Regions from separate parts of the Homo sapiens genome. Here region 1 is linked to region 2. A link is a loop called in an ENCODE intact Hi-C map of the cell type or tissue named here. Cell type or tissue: B cell. All regions are shown on one strand.

What was found. Hi-C counts contacts between places; a loop is a spot of excess contacts. Peaks named below come from ENCODE experiments on the same cell type or tissue, not always from the same donor. Only the 100,000 strongest peaks of a DNase experiment are listed, where the experiment ranks them.
Region 1: it touches region 2 in a loop (2.6-fold over the local background); 2 of 110 quality-filtered maps call a loop at or near these places.

What each region holds. Positions count from the first base shown.
Region 1 is chr1:56,523,633-56,531,632 of GRCh38, reverse strand. It overlaps PLPP3 (phospholipid phosphatase 3), which reads left to right. Exons shown (of 6, transcript NM_003713.5): 3 at 7,079-7,356; 4 at 7,753-7,810. Among named protein-coding and RNA genes, the nearest start is that of PLPP3, 52 kb to the left of the region's middle. RefSeq lists enhancers at 1-310, 5,623-5,902. In B cell, no CTCF peak of the experiment used is centred here; DNase peaks (open chromatin) are centred at 4,672, 5,832 and 7,172; H3K4me3 peaks cover 359 bases; H3K27ac peaks cover 1,434 bases.
Region 2 is chr1:56,396,828-56,404,827 of GRCh38, reverse strand. No RefSeq gene overlaps it. Among named protein-coding and RNA genes, the nearest start is that of LINC01767, 14 kb to the left of the region's middle. In B cell, no CTCF peak of the experiment used is centred here; a DNase peak (open chromatin) is centred at 3,427; H3K27ac peaks cover 393 bases.

The DNA of each region.
Region 1 (8,000 bases), 130 kb before region 2:
TAGTTAGCTATAAAAGCTTTTAGTTACTGGGCTTGGAGAGTTAAATGTATGGAGGAAGATAAAACATCTAGACCACTGGGCAGATGACTGCCCAAGATTGACAGTGTGCATCAATGGTTTGTAGAGATGGTGATCACCTGCTGTGTGTAGGTAGGTGCCGGGTGATACCTCCCTTATAGCAAGCAGGCTTTGTGGTAGGCACCTTGGCCTATAAGCTGATGTGTAAAATACAGATCTTGCCTTTGGATCTTATGGTTTAAAGGGAATTCAAGACAAGTACAAGTCTGACTATAGGATTAGACCCTCAAGGAAAGGAAATAATTAGTCTGAGAATAAGAGGAGAGTCAGGGCAGTGCATGGTGGTGGCTGCTAGGGAGGGGAGAGCTTCAAGGACGAAACATATCAGATGCTGCAGATTGTCTGAGGTCTAAATAAAGTGCTATGGGAGTTCAGAGGAAGAGCACTTAAGGCTAAGGCTTATGCCAAGGCTTCATCATCATCATTATTCACTGAGCACTCGTCTCATATAATTTTCACCACAACCCTGCTTTTGATACTGTCATCATCTTCATTTTTAGAGATAAGGAAACTGAGACTTAGAGAGCTCAGTTGTACAAGACTCATAAGTCAAAGAGCCAAACTCTAACCCAGAACACTAGTTGGCACTTGAGCTCTACTTTAAGGCATAAGTAGGATTTTCGTCAGAGAACCTGACCTAGGCAGAAGGAGTGGCTTCAGCCATTTTAGAGACTTCAAAACAATGAAGTGTTTTCAGGGAATGTAGAGCAGACCTGTTTGGCTGAATGAATGGAATATAAGGGAGTAGACAAGGTTACAGCAGGAAAAGAAGATTGTGGCAAGATCGTGAAGACCCTTGAATGCTGAGGAATTTTTACTCCAGCTAATTGGCTAGAGGTTGATGAGAGTATTTTAAGTGAGCTTGGTCAATTTTCTAATTAAGGTAAAGATGAGGCCTGAACCACAGTGGTGGCAATGCAAGGGAAATAGAAAAAGATGGATGCAAAAGACCTTGCAAAAGCCGGATGGACAATGGGATAAGGGAGAGGAAGGAGTCTAAGATTGCACATCTTTGTCAGTCATATGCTTGGTGGCATCTTGAGCAGAACTAGAGGGAAGAGAAGTGAAGTTTGGGACAGGAGTGGGAATGGGTGTGACCTTAGACTTGGTTAATTTGAAATGGTACTAACATCTCCAGGTGGGAGAGTTAGCAGAAGATTGGAATTGGGCCAATTAGGGGAAAGGGGTAGGCTGAAGCTAGAGAGAGACAGAGAGATGCCCTTTTGAAGGTCATCTTCACAGAGGTAACAATTGAAGCTATTGAAGCAGCTGAGATCACAGCAGAAAGCCAGGAACACAATCCTAGGGAAGACCCACATTTATTGGGTAGAAGTCAGATGTGGAACCACTAGAAGAAGCAGACATACATTTAGAAATAGTAACAAAAGCATGGTGGTGTGATATTAAGGAAGCCTAGGAAATTCAAGGTAAAAAAAAAAAAAAAGAGTAAGAGGTTGCAGTAGGCAATGCTGCAGAAAGAACAGCCAGGAGATTCTTGCATGGACTGGCAGAGTTGGGCATTCAGGAGGCCCATGACTCTGAGTCCCTGACTTTTGGGAAAACAATGATGCTTTATGCCTCAGACTCTCTTCTTCATGAGACTTGTGGGCACAGGGCAGCCACTGCTAATTTCAACCATAAATAACTTCTGTAGCCCCTCTCTGGCCTCTTTGCTGTCTTTATTCTAGATATTGGAGTTCTGACTTACCCATAAAGCCCAGAAATTATACTGGTGTCTTTGGACAGATCTATGTCTTCATTACCTTTCCCAGACAGTGAGGCACTGATCTTCTGAAAAAGGCTGAAGATGATAACCAAGTGACAGAAGAATCAGAGAATAAATTTCCAATCAACTATTTCTAGTTACTAAAGACGCTGCACTTTATTGCAGTAGATGGAGCAGTCAGTGCCAGAGAAAATACAGCCATACATCTGTCTCCATCCTTAGAAACAGGACCCAGTACATTATATTTTTCCTTTCCTTTGGGACTGAGAACTAAAGTGAGAAATGTGATTCTCCCTTCACGATTCTCCATCATCAACAGTTTGTTGAATTAATCTTTTCTGGGCAAAAGAAGTTCATCAATTCATGTAACCGAGATGTAAAAGAACAACTTGACCCTCTGTGGCTAGCAGGAACTTAGAGGTGCAGGTGCCTTTCAAGATGGCAGGCCCTTACTGGGTGTTCTGTGAACATATGTCTCTCTGGAGACATACATACTACTGCCTAGTAGGACTTCTAAGAGAAAGCCAGCTCGATGCCATTGGGAACAGCACAGGAATTAGAAGGAGGAAGCCCCAGCTTCAGTGATGGTCTTCTTGCTGTCTCATTTTTATCAGAGTGATTCACTGCCCTCTCTGGCCTTCATCATACTCATTTATATAAGTGTTGGTAATAATTTAGTAATTCATATGGTGTTGTGAGAAGCAAACAGTATAGTGGATGTGAAAGTGCTTTGAAAGCTGTAAAGTACTAAGCCAATATTATTAAAGCAGATCAGAGTATAGGAAAGTTTGTCCTTCAGACTCAGCGGTGGAAGATGAGTTCTCAGTCTCTGAAAGAGATTGTTAGGCTGCTGTGCAAAAATATTACTTTTCTTGGGATAATTTACAAATAGAGTGGAATGTTAAAAATAACACAAAACAGTAGAGTAGGGTTGTCCCTTCTGCTTTGGGTTTAGACTTTGCTTCTGTCTTGATCTGCTGAAAAATACATACTAGATAAAATGATCAAAAGCAATGTCATCCATACATACATTTTCTGGTCCTACCCTGGAGGGGTGGTATTTCCAAACTCTTCATTTAGGTATGGTATCGTCCAAGGAGCTCTTGGAAGAGATACTCTCTACAAAACATGTTTTTTATTTGTTTGTTTGCTTTCCTCTTCAATGGAGGGAAGAAAAAAGTTAACTTTTGGAGGGCTCTCCTGCTAGGTGCCAGGCGATTGACATATCACCTTATCTAATTCCCTGGCAATCCTGCCACATAGATATTATTAACCTTATTTTATAGATGAGGACATCTAAGCCCAGAGAGGTAAAGTCACATGCCTAAGGTAATAGACAAGATTCAGACAGGTTTTTCTGGCTACAACGTTGTTGCTTCTTTCACCACCTCTTGCTCTATCTTTTCCCAAAAATCTATCCTAATTTTTCTTCATATTTCCTCTCCATAACAGTTAAATATTTGTAAATATGTGGGCAGTTGAGCTCTTTTTCACCAGAAAAGACAGGAAGAGGAGCTGTCTTGCAGTTGGAGCCAACCTCTCTCCAAACTGCAGCCCTTCTCAGGCAAGGACTGATCCCTTTCTGTCCCCTTGTAGCTTAATTGCAATGCTTTCCCATTTTATTAGTTTCCAGATTCTGTGCCAAGTGCTTTAAAAGGCAGGTAGGGGAGAATTCTCTGCTTGCCTGGCAGCCTGCCATCACCCCCAGAATCTGTTGCTTGCTGTTTCAGAAAGGGATCAACATTGAAGGCATTTTTCTCAGCAGTGAAATTTACATATCAGAACCTTGCTGACTGAGGCAGAAATGAGGGCTCTAGGGGCAGGAGTCTGGGAGTGGGGACAGAGTCTTTGTAGGAGGAGGGGGAGGGAAGAGCTTATTTTCTTACCCAGGAATAAAAACATTGTGAGTAATGAATAAAGTCCGAAAGCAGTAAATCTGGGACTCGAGAGTTAGGTGTGTAACGTGTCGGAGAACAATTTAAGCCTTCGCCTCGTCTGTAGAGGTGAGGTATTCAGGCTGCCTTTCACAACCCAAATTTCATTAAATAGACTTTTAAGGGTTAGGATTACAAGAAGCCAAGTCCGCCTGGTTCATAATGATGATTTATGGCTGTGTTGTCGACTCCCTGACCCTTCTGTACAAGGGGATAGAGAAAATACATAATTTGTTGCTCATTCACTCTAAAATCTGTCAAGGCTGCCCCAGAAGCCATGTGGTCCTGGAGTCATGTGTCTGCTAAATGGCTTCAGCCTGGCCCTCTCCTTAAAAATCTGCAATTGCTCTTCTGCAGTGGAAATTGGTTTTAATAACAATAGAAATGATAAAATTATCTCAGTGTAGTCTGCTGTGGGTCTTTGAGCTTAAGAGTCAGAATACCTGGGCTCTACTCTTAACTCTGTCACTTACTGGCCTCAAATCCTTCAGAAAAGTCACTGTCTCCCAGAGCCTTAGTATCTCCATCTGTAGAATGGAATATCTTCTTCACAGAGAAGATTCAATGAAACTACAGTACAAAATAAATGTAAGAGATGGCTGCTGTTAACATTATTATTAGGAATTTGAGGTACTGCAAAATGTTCTTTTCATCTCCTTGTTTTCCCTTGAGTGAAGGAAACATTTTACTTTGCAATTTACTATCTTAAGACTGTGACACTAAAAATGGAAGTTTTAGAGATGGGACATTAGAGCTGAAAAGAATCCCTGAATTGTAATCAAACCCCGTCTCCCTAAAGTAACTGGAGCAGAAAGGTGACTCATCTGAGATTAATCAGTAAATTCATAAAAGAGATGCTAATTTGCATTGGAAACTCACATGTTCTTTCTCAGCATCAAACAGGAAATCGTGTTGACTGATCCTCAGGCCACACCTGCTTAGAAACAGTTCCTTAATCTGTAGCAGTGTCTGGTTCAGGGAACCAGAGAGCAATCTGAGGTCAGGGATTTTATCTGGGGCCTTGGTTCTGCTCCCTGCTTCTGGTGTCATCTCTGAGCAAGTAACTTTCCTCTGCCATTGCTTATTACCTGTGCTTGGTTGGCAGGCTAGTGGTGGATGGTGGACGTAGCCCAGGAAAGTTGAGAATAAATGTCATTGCAGTTATGAAGTCATAAATCAGAGTCTAGCACCCTCGTTTTGCAAATGCAGAAACCAATTTATCCCAAATTCACTAAACAAGTAGGGACTTGAACCTCGGCTACTTGACTCCTAGTTCAGTGCTCTTCCTCCTGCATAAAAAATCTCATATGACTTATAAATAAGGAAGAATAAAAAAGATTAAGAGAACATGATTGTGGTAATAAACATCTGGAACTTGTTTGCCTGTGAGGTTACATAGGGTAAATGTATAAACAGGTTCAAAAGGGGAATTAGATCATGAATGGTAGGAAAGAATGCTGGGCAGGGAGTCAGTGCACCTGGGTTTAATCTTTAGATGGGAGCTAATTTGGACCTAAGTTTCTTCTAAATATAATGGTCCCTTTCATTAATGACTTGCCATGCTTCCTGGAGTTTAATCTCTGCAACGTGTTATCAAAGCATTCTTGGTAATGTTGAGGGGATACTTCCAATTTTGTAATAAGGCAACTCTGAGGACTACCGTCCTGCTCCCTTTCCTTCATTTGTTCCTTCAACTGATAGTCTTTGAGCATCTATGCAGGGTCCCATACTAGTTTTGCTCTCTCAGGAAACGGCTATGCCAAGATGCTGGCTAGAGTGGCCTTTGCCTATGTTCCTCTAATACAGAATTGTACTCAATATGTTCTGGGAAAACAAAATGTAGCTCTTATATATAAAGCATTTATGAACACAGAGTCACTGTGTCAATGTTGGCAGTGATAATAGCTGTTCTCACTGCTGCACCTGTTTGTCCCTGGGCCCAGCTGGTGTTTCCTTCCTACGTGGTCGTCCTCCCCCAGACTTTGGAGCCCTTGAGGACCTTGATCAGACCTCATGCCTTGATGCTTTCCTCCACTGTAAAAGAATATTGGGAGCCTTTGCAAAGGAGTGTCCGGATATGCCAGACTATTGCTTCCCTTGTGGCTGTGCACATGCTCTCTTCCCTCTGAAAGGGCAAGTGTAACTCATCATCCTGCCCTGGGAGGAAGTGTGAAGGGACTTTTGTGGTGAGTGATGAGTTGACCATCACTGTCTCTGGGCTGTGGTTACAAGCAGGAAGTGGCCATGGCTGGGCTGTGGAGTTAAGACAAAGGCAGCAGGGTGTGTGGTTGTGCACATCATAGGCATTTACCTTACAGAACATCAGCTGTCCCCCATCCTTAATGTAAATGATGTCACTATATCTATCTTGAGCATCAGGATTTCGTGACATAAAGAATATAAAAGCAATGTCTGGTATATAATAGGTAATCAGTAATTGGTGGATTATTTTCAGTAGTGATAAATCTCCTCTAAGCATCATATCATAGATACAGTATGAAAATCAAGAAAGATTTGAGAAGGATCGTCAGGCTCAGAGAAGACAGCACAGGCTGACTGGAGGAAATTCACAAACACTGAAGGGCATCGTACTACAAGTTTCTTAGTTGTTAGACTGGTATTCTATTCATCACACTCTGCTTCTAAAAAGTAAAAGCATCACTTTCTGTGATCCAGGTCATTTCCCATTCATGTTATCCTATTTGAACCAACAACTGCAAAGGTGAGCAGCCTCCTTTTATGGAGCAGAAGGCCAAAGCTTGGAGGATGTAGATTATTGCTGAAGGATACCAGATTGGTGGCAGAGTCTGAATTCCCCAGGACTTAACCATGGTGTGTCCAGCTCTTCTTACAGAAACTCTCACCATGGCCAATGTCAGCACAAGGCTGAGGCCCTTACTAGAGTCAGGTCATTGTTGGTGATCCTTTACCCCAAATCTCAGAATCTCGAGATTTGCTCAGACCCTGTGACATCATAGCTACCCTTTACCTTGTCGTTGATTCTTCATTTAGTATTTCTTTTCTATAGTTAAGTTCTTGTCTCTCCCTTAAAAAAAAAGATACACACACACACACACACACACACACATACACATATATACATATAAATATATTTGGTTGTATATTTTTGTTGTTACAAAGGGGCTTAAAACACCCAACTATATTAGCGCTTTGATCTTTTCTTCTGTGCATATTTGTGTCTGTATATTTCATAAATAGAAAATTAGGACACTCCTTTGCAAATACTGAATATTCTCCTGTGTTGTTGAATATCCGTTACGGCATCAGTGTTGATGATGAATCTTGATACTGCCTAATTCCCCTGTTGGATTCCTTTTAGATCATCACGGGGGAATTCTACCGGATCTATTACCTGAAGAAGTCGCGGTCGACGATTCAGAACCCCTACGTGGCAGCACTCTATAAGCAAGTGGGCTGCTTCCTCTTTGGCTGTGCCATCAGCCAGTCTTTCACAGACATTGCCAAAGTGTCCATAGGGCGCCTGCGTCCTCACTTCTTGAGTGTCTGCAACCCTGATTTCAGCCAGATCAACTGCTCTGAAGGCTACATTCAGAACTACAGATGCAGAGGTGATGACAGCAAAGTCCAGGAAGCCAGGTGAGACACCACCTCCGCATGGCCAGAGCCTGGACCCCTTTCATACAGTGCAGTTCAGTGAGCACTTACTAGCTGGGCCCTGGTTTAGATGGGTGAATAAGGCATAGTTCCTATTCTTGAGGAACTCACAGTCAGATGATTGAGACAGATATGTAAATCAATACTTCCGATATAGCATGGGTAGGTACATTCATTCATTCATTCTTTTGTTTATTCATGAATTCATAGGTGCCTGCTATGTTCCAGGCATGGGTCCAAAGCACTACCAAGGATGCAAAAATGAACAGGGCCTAGTGCCTGCTCTCAAGGTTACAGTCTAGGGAGGGAAGACAGACAGACAAGTGTGTATCAGGGATGTGAATACGGCCCTTTCATGGCCCTCTCTTGCTCTTGCAGGAAGTCCTTCTTCTCTGGCCATGCCTCCTTCTCCATGTACACTATGCTGTATTTGGTGGTAAGTACCCACCCTTTGATTTGAGCAGTGCTCAGTTCCAGCTTCGATCCCTTCTGATATGATAGCCCTCAAAATAGTTTAGGGGCATGCCATCACTGTGAAATCCTTGAAAAAGAGGTTAGCTAGAAAAGTTAGGTTTAATTCTGAGCGCTGCCACTGCCTTAGCAGAAGTTATTTTACTTTCTAGTTT
Region 2 (8,000 bases):
TTAGGGTGGCCTCCATGGGGAGTCAAGTTCCTGTGTGAGCGGACGTTCATTTGGCCTCAGTGTCCCCTGGGGCTATCTGGGTGTGTGGGTTCAGACTAGAAAAACATCTCCTTGGCTGCAGGCTCTTAGCGGCTACTAGATATTTTCCACTTCTACAGCTGAGCAGGCTAAGTTTTCAAGGACCTCAGTCTTACAGACATGGATGTGGGAGGGAGTCCTGTTGGCAGAATCCCTCAGGCCTGTGGTTTGCTTTGGCAAGGTCCGGGCCCACTGATGGGGTTGAAAACAATGAAGCACCTTGATTTGTTTCTCACAGAAAGATGAGACATTAAATACTCAGAATTGGATTTCGACTGGGAGCACTTATGTATGATACCGATTAATTCATCAATTGATACAATCATCATTTGGAGTGTCCATTATGTGTCAGGTGTGGCACTCAGTGATAGGAACACAGAAATGAAAAAGATTAAGTCCCTGCTTTCAAGGGACTGACAGTCTTGTGATGGAGACAGCTGCCTAATAAGATAAGTAGGCAGGCCTGAATCCTGCAGGGCGTGTGTCCAGACCAAGGAGCTGAGGCTTCACCATGCGGGAGACAGGAAACCACTGATGGGTTCTCAGCAAGCAAATAGCAAGGTCTCTGGCTACTTCTGAGGCTGAATTTGAGTGGAACAATCCTGGAAGCAGGGAGAATCCCAGTTGTCAGAAACAGTCAAGAATTGAAGAAAGACATACAGAGCTTAAAAAGATATAGGCGACATAATCCAGAAAGCATTAACTGACAATCAACTTTTTTTTTCTGAAGTCAAAACTTTTATTTTTATTTCCATAGGTTATTGGGGAACACGTGGTGTTTGGTTACATGAGTAGGTTCTTTAGTGGTGATTTATGAGATTTTGGCGCACCCATCACCTAAGCAGTATACATTGCACCCAATTTGTATTCTTTTATCACTCACCCCCTTCCCACCCTTTCCCCCTGAGTCCCCAAAGTCTATATGTCATTCTTACGTGTTTGCATCCTCATAGCTTAGCTCCCACTTATGAGTGAGAACATACAATGTTTGATTGTCCATTTCTGATTTACTTCACTTAGTATAATAGTCCCCAATCTCATCCAGGTTGCTGCAAATGCCATTAATTCATTCCTTTTTATAGCTGAGTAGTATTCCATCATATATATATACACCACAGTTTCCTTATCTACTCGTTGATTGATGGGCATTTGGGTTGGTTCCACATTTTCGCAACTGTGAATTGTGCTGCTATATACATGTGTGTGCAAGTATCTTTTTTGTATAATGACTCATTTTCCTCTGGGTAAATAACCAGTAGAGGGATTGCTGGATCAACTGGCGGTTCTACTTTCAGTTCCTTAAGGAATCTCCACACTGTTTTCCATAGTGCTTCTAGAAGTTTACATTGCCACTAGTAGTGTATAAGTGTTCCCTGTTCACCATATCCACGCCAACATCTATTATTATTATTATTATTATTTTTGACTGTGGCCATTCTGTGAGAGTAAGGCGGTATCGCATTGTAGTTTTGATTTGCATTTCCCTGATCATTAGTGATGTTGAGTATTTTTTCATATCTTTGTTAGACATTTGTATATCTTCTTTTGAGAATTGTCTATTCATGTCCTTAGCCCCTTTTTGATGGATTTGCTTGTTTTTTTCTTGCTAATTTGTTTGAGTTCACTGTAGATTCTGGATATTAGTCCTTTGTCAGATGTATAGATTGTGAAGGTTTTCTCCCACTCTATGGGTTGTCTGCTTACTCTTCTGACTGTTCCTTTTGCCATGCAAAAACTCTTTAGTTTAATTCAACCTTTAAGTTAAACTAAATTTTATTGAGATGGTATGTCACTCTGTTGCCCATGCTGGAGTGCAGTGGCATGATCTCAGCTTACTGCAACCTCTGCCTCCCAGGTTCAAGTGATTCTAGTGCCTCAGCCTCCCAAGTAGCTGGGACTACAGGCATGTGCCACCATGCCTGGGTAATTTTTGTATTTTAGTAGAGATGGGGTTTCACCATGTTGGCCAGGCTGGTCTTGAACTTCTGACCTCAAGTGATCCACCTGCCTCGGCCTCCCAAAGTGCTGGGATTACAGGCATGAGCCACCACACCCAGCCAGATAATCAACTTTAAAGAGTACCTATATTGATTTTTCACTTGACTCTATATGGAACATACTTACATCTCTCTTGGGCCTCCTACAACTTGTCTTCTGGTGGAGGGCTTTCCACTAGTCCACTCCTAGTATAGAGTTCAGGCTCTACTTCCAGGAAGTTCATGATCTCTTTCTTCCCAAGGATATGGGTGCGGGTTCTCCCCTCATGAAGCAGGCACACCTTCCTGCTCCTTCCAAATTTCACCAAGATTTTCCCCTAAGTTCTACTTATTCTCTTCCTATTTATGAGGGTGAGTGGCCTCTTGGGCATATAACTCATTGGAGAAGGGGGTTTGATGAAAGTGGGAGGCCTCCAGAGCACAGCCAAACCAGGAGAGGTATTTACCCGAAAATCAGCCTGTGAGGAGAGAACTAGTATGATGTCATCTGGGAGGTGATATCAATATCTTTAGTAGCGGGGAAGGTATAGAGGATCAAGCTCATTAGAAAGGTGAAGATATAAATGAAAAATAAGCAATAAGTTGGGTGCAGTGGCTCAAGCCTATAATCCCAGCAGTTTGGGAGGCTGAGGCAGGCAGATCACTTGAGGTCAGGTGTTTGAGACCAGCCTGGCCAACTTGGGGAAATCCCATCTCTACTAAAAATACAAAAATTAGCCAGGCATAGTGGTATGCACCTGTAATCCCAGCCAATCAGGAGGCTGAGGCAGGAGAATCACTTGAACTCAGGAAGCAGAGGCTGCAGTGAGCCGAGATCACACTGCTGCACTCCAGCCTGGGCGACAGAGCAAGACTCTGTCTCAAAATAAATAAATAAATAAATAAAATTAAAAATCAAAAAGAAGCAATAAAGTCAGAATCTAGGTCAAGAGCAAGGCAGAGTGAGGTTTGGGGAAAAGATAAGGAGTTCAGAACTAAGTGCACAAAGAACATGATTGTGCTGTGTGCCCCTTCTTTGTGGTTCCATGTACTAGGTTCAGGCGTCATGACTAATGGAACCACGTAGAGCATTGGAATAGAACATAAATTTAAATAGAAATATAGGTCTAATTGTGTTTTAGACAAAGATAGAAGCAGAAGAAAGTAAAAAGAAAATAGGTGTCCAAAGGGGAAAAAAAAGATAAGTAGGTTTAACACCCACTGGGGTTAGTGGACTCTAGATGCTGGGAATACATAGCTCCTACATAATTTTAAACACTAAACTCCTATCCACATGATATAGACATGATAATCGAAAGAACTGTAAGTATAGGCCTAATATAGTAAGACCCAGGAAGGAGATGCTGGAGGGGGTTTTGTGAAAACATGCAAATTCAAACCAGCCACCTTGAAAGGTCTAAAGGACCATGTTTTTTCTTGATGGCTCAGAAATTTCCAGCTAAGTATATCAGTGTAAGCAAATTTATGACTCTCTCCTCTGCCTTTCTCCTTTGATTCAGGGGTGGGTTTCTACCTGGGGAGAATTCTGGACAAATGTTTTTAACCTGGATTGGGACAATAGTGGTGTGGCTGTCTTGACTGTTTTCCTTGCCTCTTGCTACCACCTTGGCTGATTGAGACCTCCCTGAAGCTTCTATACTTGTGAAGATTTATCTTATTCTTATAGAAGGCACCGTGACCCAGGGGCCACCATAAAGACTGTGGAGGTGTTGTTAAAATAATTACATGGGAGGCCATTAGACTAGGTGGTTCTGATGCTCCAGGCTCCTACATAATCAAATTGAAACCTAACTCAGAATTTAAAAGAAAACAAAACTCAAGCTCAGTCAATCACAGGTGACCAACTGGGCATTAGTTATGTTGTCATGAACTTCCTACCAGGGTAGTCCAAATATGGCAATTGTTTAAACTTTAACTAATTGATATATTTCTTTGCTCTGCCTACATTCACCCTATAAAATTCTACCCCTTCCACCACTTTGGTGGAGCCCACAAACCACTTGTAGTCTGAAGCTGCCCAATTCATGAATTGCTGCTTGCTCAAATAAACTCTTTACTATTTTAATGTGCCCCAGTTTATCTTTTAACACTGTGCAAGGGTGCCTAGCTGAGAGGTGAAATGCAGCCCACACTCAGCTTGCTAAGCCATGAGCCCTGACATGTAGGAAGGGGCTTCTTTTACTAATTCAAATAATTCATATATGCCAGTGGTAGTCTTGTGCTGGCCAGCAGCTAAACCTCATGCATGACATTCTCAGCCAATCACATCTGCTATTTGCAGCAACGTAGTGAATCAAACGGACATTGAGAATTATGCTCCCCAATTTCAGTGGAGGAGATGGAAGTGCAGAGAGTTTAACTGACTGACTTGGGACAGTCTCTTGTCTCTTGGTTTGTCAGGGCCAGCAGTTGAATCTACCAAGGTTTGATCCTAAGTTCAATGTTCTTTCCACTATGCCTCCCACAAGCACTTTTCTTTCTCCAGATTCCCAATATGGGAATTCCCAGCAAGTAAACTTGTGACTCAGAGGAGCTGCCCAGCTATTATTCTATGGAACCCAGGGAAAGAAATCCTAGCTCAGCCACACACAGAGCAGCATCTACTGGAAATGCCTCCTTCTTGGAAATGGAGTACCGGGCCTTTGCTGGTGCCTGTGTGGTGAGTCCTCACTGCACATCTGACCGGATCTGCCTCAAGTTCAGTTTCAACCCTTCTTTAGCAACTTCAGGCTTTTCCCTTGCAGGGTGGAGTGAAGATCGGCAAGGAGGGGGTGGGGATTGGGTGGGTTTGCAGAACATTAATGAATGTATTCTGTGCCTTTTCCATGACCCAGCTTGGCTAGCAGCACTGGATTGACATTCCACATTCCATTGTTCTCCTTCTAAGAAAACAAAACTGGCTCTATTTAGCCCTAGGAATTGTCTGCATAGGCTTATTTAAGAGAATTTGCAAACCAGATGGATTTACTGTTTATGGCATCTCCTCTAGTCCAAGAGAAAAGTGTTATTTTTGAAGCCTATAGCACCATGTTCTGAAAGGCTTCCTAGCCATTGTTCACCTGTGTTCTAGTCAGTATGCTGGCTCAGGAGAACTCCCTCACTTCTTACTTATCTGTATGCATACTTCATGCACCCCAGCCCCCGTGGGCAGCTATTGGGTTTGCTATCTAATCTCTTTCTCCACCAGCTACCCTTCTTTATCAACTTATATGTTTACAGTGATGAGACTCTGGTAGCTACTTTGTACAATCCCATTCATACCATAGTTGGGTGCACAAGAATGTCAAGAACTCAGGTCAGTCTCTGGGAATTTGGAAGCGATCTAGTGAGAGAGGCTTAGACTTCCTTTGGGCTGATGGCTCTGAATGGTATAACCTTAGAAGATGCTGCTAGTCATGTTGTCTATCTGGACAGGACAGATTTGGAAACAAGTATAAGTGCAGGGCAAGGAATGAAACACATTTCACGGAGAAATAGAGATGAAAGATGGAGTTAGAGACAAGTTTCTGGTTCCAGAACCTACTTGTTCTGGAACCTACTTGGTATGTTCTGGAACATACCAAATTATGTTCCTTGCTTTGTGTTTCAGGACATACCCTTACATTCTTATGATAAAATGCTCCTTTTGGCTCACATTATTTCCACTTGGTTTCTATTAACTATAGTTAATAATTCTTTCTAACACTTTAGCTAATGGCTCTCAAAGTGTGACCCCTGGACCACCATCATTACCTTCATTGGGGAATTTGTTAGAAATACAAATTCTCATCCTCATCTCATAGCTATCAAATAAGAACATCTGAGGGGAAAGTTCAGAAATTTGTTTTTAAAAATACCCCCAGGTATCTCAAGTGTGAGAATCACTGGCCTAGCTGTCTCAAGTATTGGGTGGAAAGAACAAAGACAGGTCGAGATTGGGACCTCAGATCCGTGAACTAAGGATGTGCCTCTGGGCAAGTCACATCATCTCTTGAATACTCAGCTTTCTCAGCAGTAAAATGAAGGATAACGATGTTTATATTACACAGCAGTTGTCAGAAACGCACAGGGATCTGGGCACTTGAAAAATATCAGTTTGTTTTTGTCTCTGTGGATCCTGTTCTGACATAAGAAGAGAAGTGGCATTGACTTAGGTCATTCATCATGGAGACACAACCTGATGTCTCCATTGATTAAAAATCAATCCATCACCTTAAGGGAATGGGTTGCTGTTCAGAGCTCATACCTAATCAGTGTACCTAGAGCTTAGTTCTGGGGCCAGGCTTCCTAGGCTATCACTGGACAGTTGGGAATTAAACCCAATAAATATAAAACTTGTTTTGATCTTTTAGGTTTCAATGATGTATTTTCCTACTGTGTGATCAAAATCACACAGTTTGGTCCATAGTAGAATAAAATAAGAAAGTCAATTAGTTTATATTTGAGGAAGGAAAGCACAGGCTTCTATTAATTTATTCATTCACTAATTTAGTCATTTGTTTACTTGCCATTTATTCATTCACTAATTTAGTCATTTGTTTACTTGCCATTTATTCATTCACTGACTCATTCACCCACCCAACACTCAAGCTACTTCTTGCCCTAGATACCATGCTAGATACTAGGGATTTATAGATAAGACACTGTGTTCCCTCCTTCCCTGCTAATTGTTGACAGATAACAGGATGAGCAAAGATAAGAAGACAGAAAATGATCTTGGCACCAGGGGATTATGGTCACAAGATCTATCTTGCTGAAGCAATGTTAGGAAGTATGAGGCATCAGAGTCAATGCTGGTCATAGAATGAAAAAGCTATAAGACAACATCTGCTTTGGTTTCAACAGCATACCATTCTGCAGTTAAAAACAGCTGTTATTTTGCAAGGACCTCGCGTTTTTTTTTTTTTTTTTTTTTTTTTTGGGTGGCCACTTTCAAGCTGACCCCAGATGATGACCATCTAGCTGGTAGATTCATTTGCCAAATACTGTTCATACTCTACGAGGAGTGGGCTGGTTAGTACTCATTAAAAAAAATCCATGTGTCTGCTACTACATGATGGCTAAATCAGTCCAACCCCAAGTGAACTCCTTCTGGTATCTAGAAAGTCTGGCTATTTTCTGGTTGAATCTCCACCCAATTCTTGGCTTTCATATCACTGAAACTTCAAGTTTATATGCAAGATGGGGCAAAAACATTGAACCTCTCCCCAGACGGGTCTTTAGGAAATTCATCCAAATGTTTCCTCAGACATATCCTCTAGGGAATTCTGGGGCCAGTATTTCAGATACAAAAGAGATGTGGATGGTCTGGAAGAGGACAGCTCCTTAGTGGCTGAGTGTTTCATCCTGTCTCATATTTGAAAGGTGGTTTTTCTGCTTGCGTCAATTACAAACTGCTTTAATGAGAGTCAAATTGTGTCTTTCTTATTCCCAGACTATAAGAAGAAGAAAAATAATGCCTAACATGTTGTATGGGGTAGACAACACTCCTGACCTCACTTGACCCTTGCCGCTATGCTGGAGGAGTAGTTATTAGCATTTCATTCTCATTTAACAGATGATGACGTTCATTTTATCAAAGTCAAAGCGTCTGAGTTTATTTTTAACTTGGGTTTCTAGACTATAGATTTTTATGTTCATTTCACTGTAGCAGACTATTTTTAAGGAGAACCATTGTTACCAGTACGCAGGATCACAAGGAACTCCTTGAGAGACCTTGGAAATGTGACAAAATTATCCTCTGAGAGTTAAAGTTTAAGATAGGGACAAGAGGATTAGTGAGGAGACAGGATGGCTCCCAGGTCGGTGAGAGTCAGCTGATCTTAATCCAACCACAGATCTTAAATCTATTTGAAGAAAAAAGAAAAGCAGAGTCACAATGGAGGGAAATGTTGGTGTTTTATCCATGCTGTGAGCTAGGAATCACGTGCTGCTATCTTAATTGGG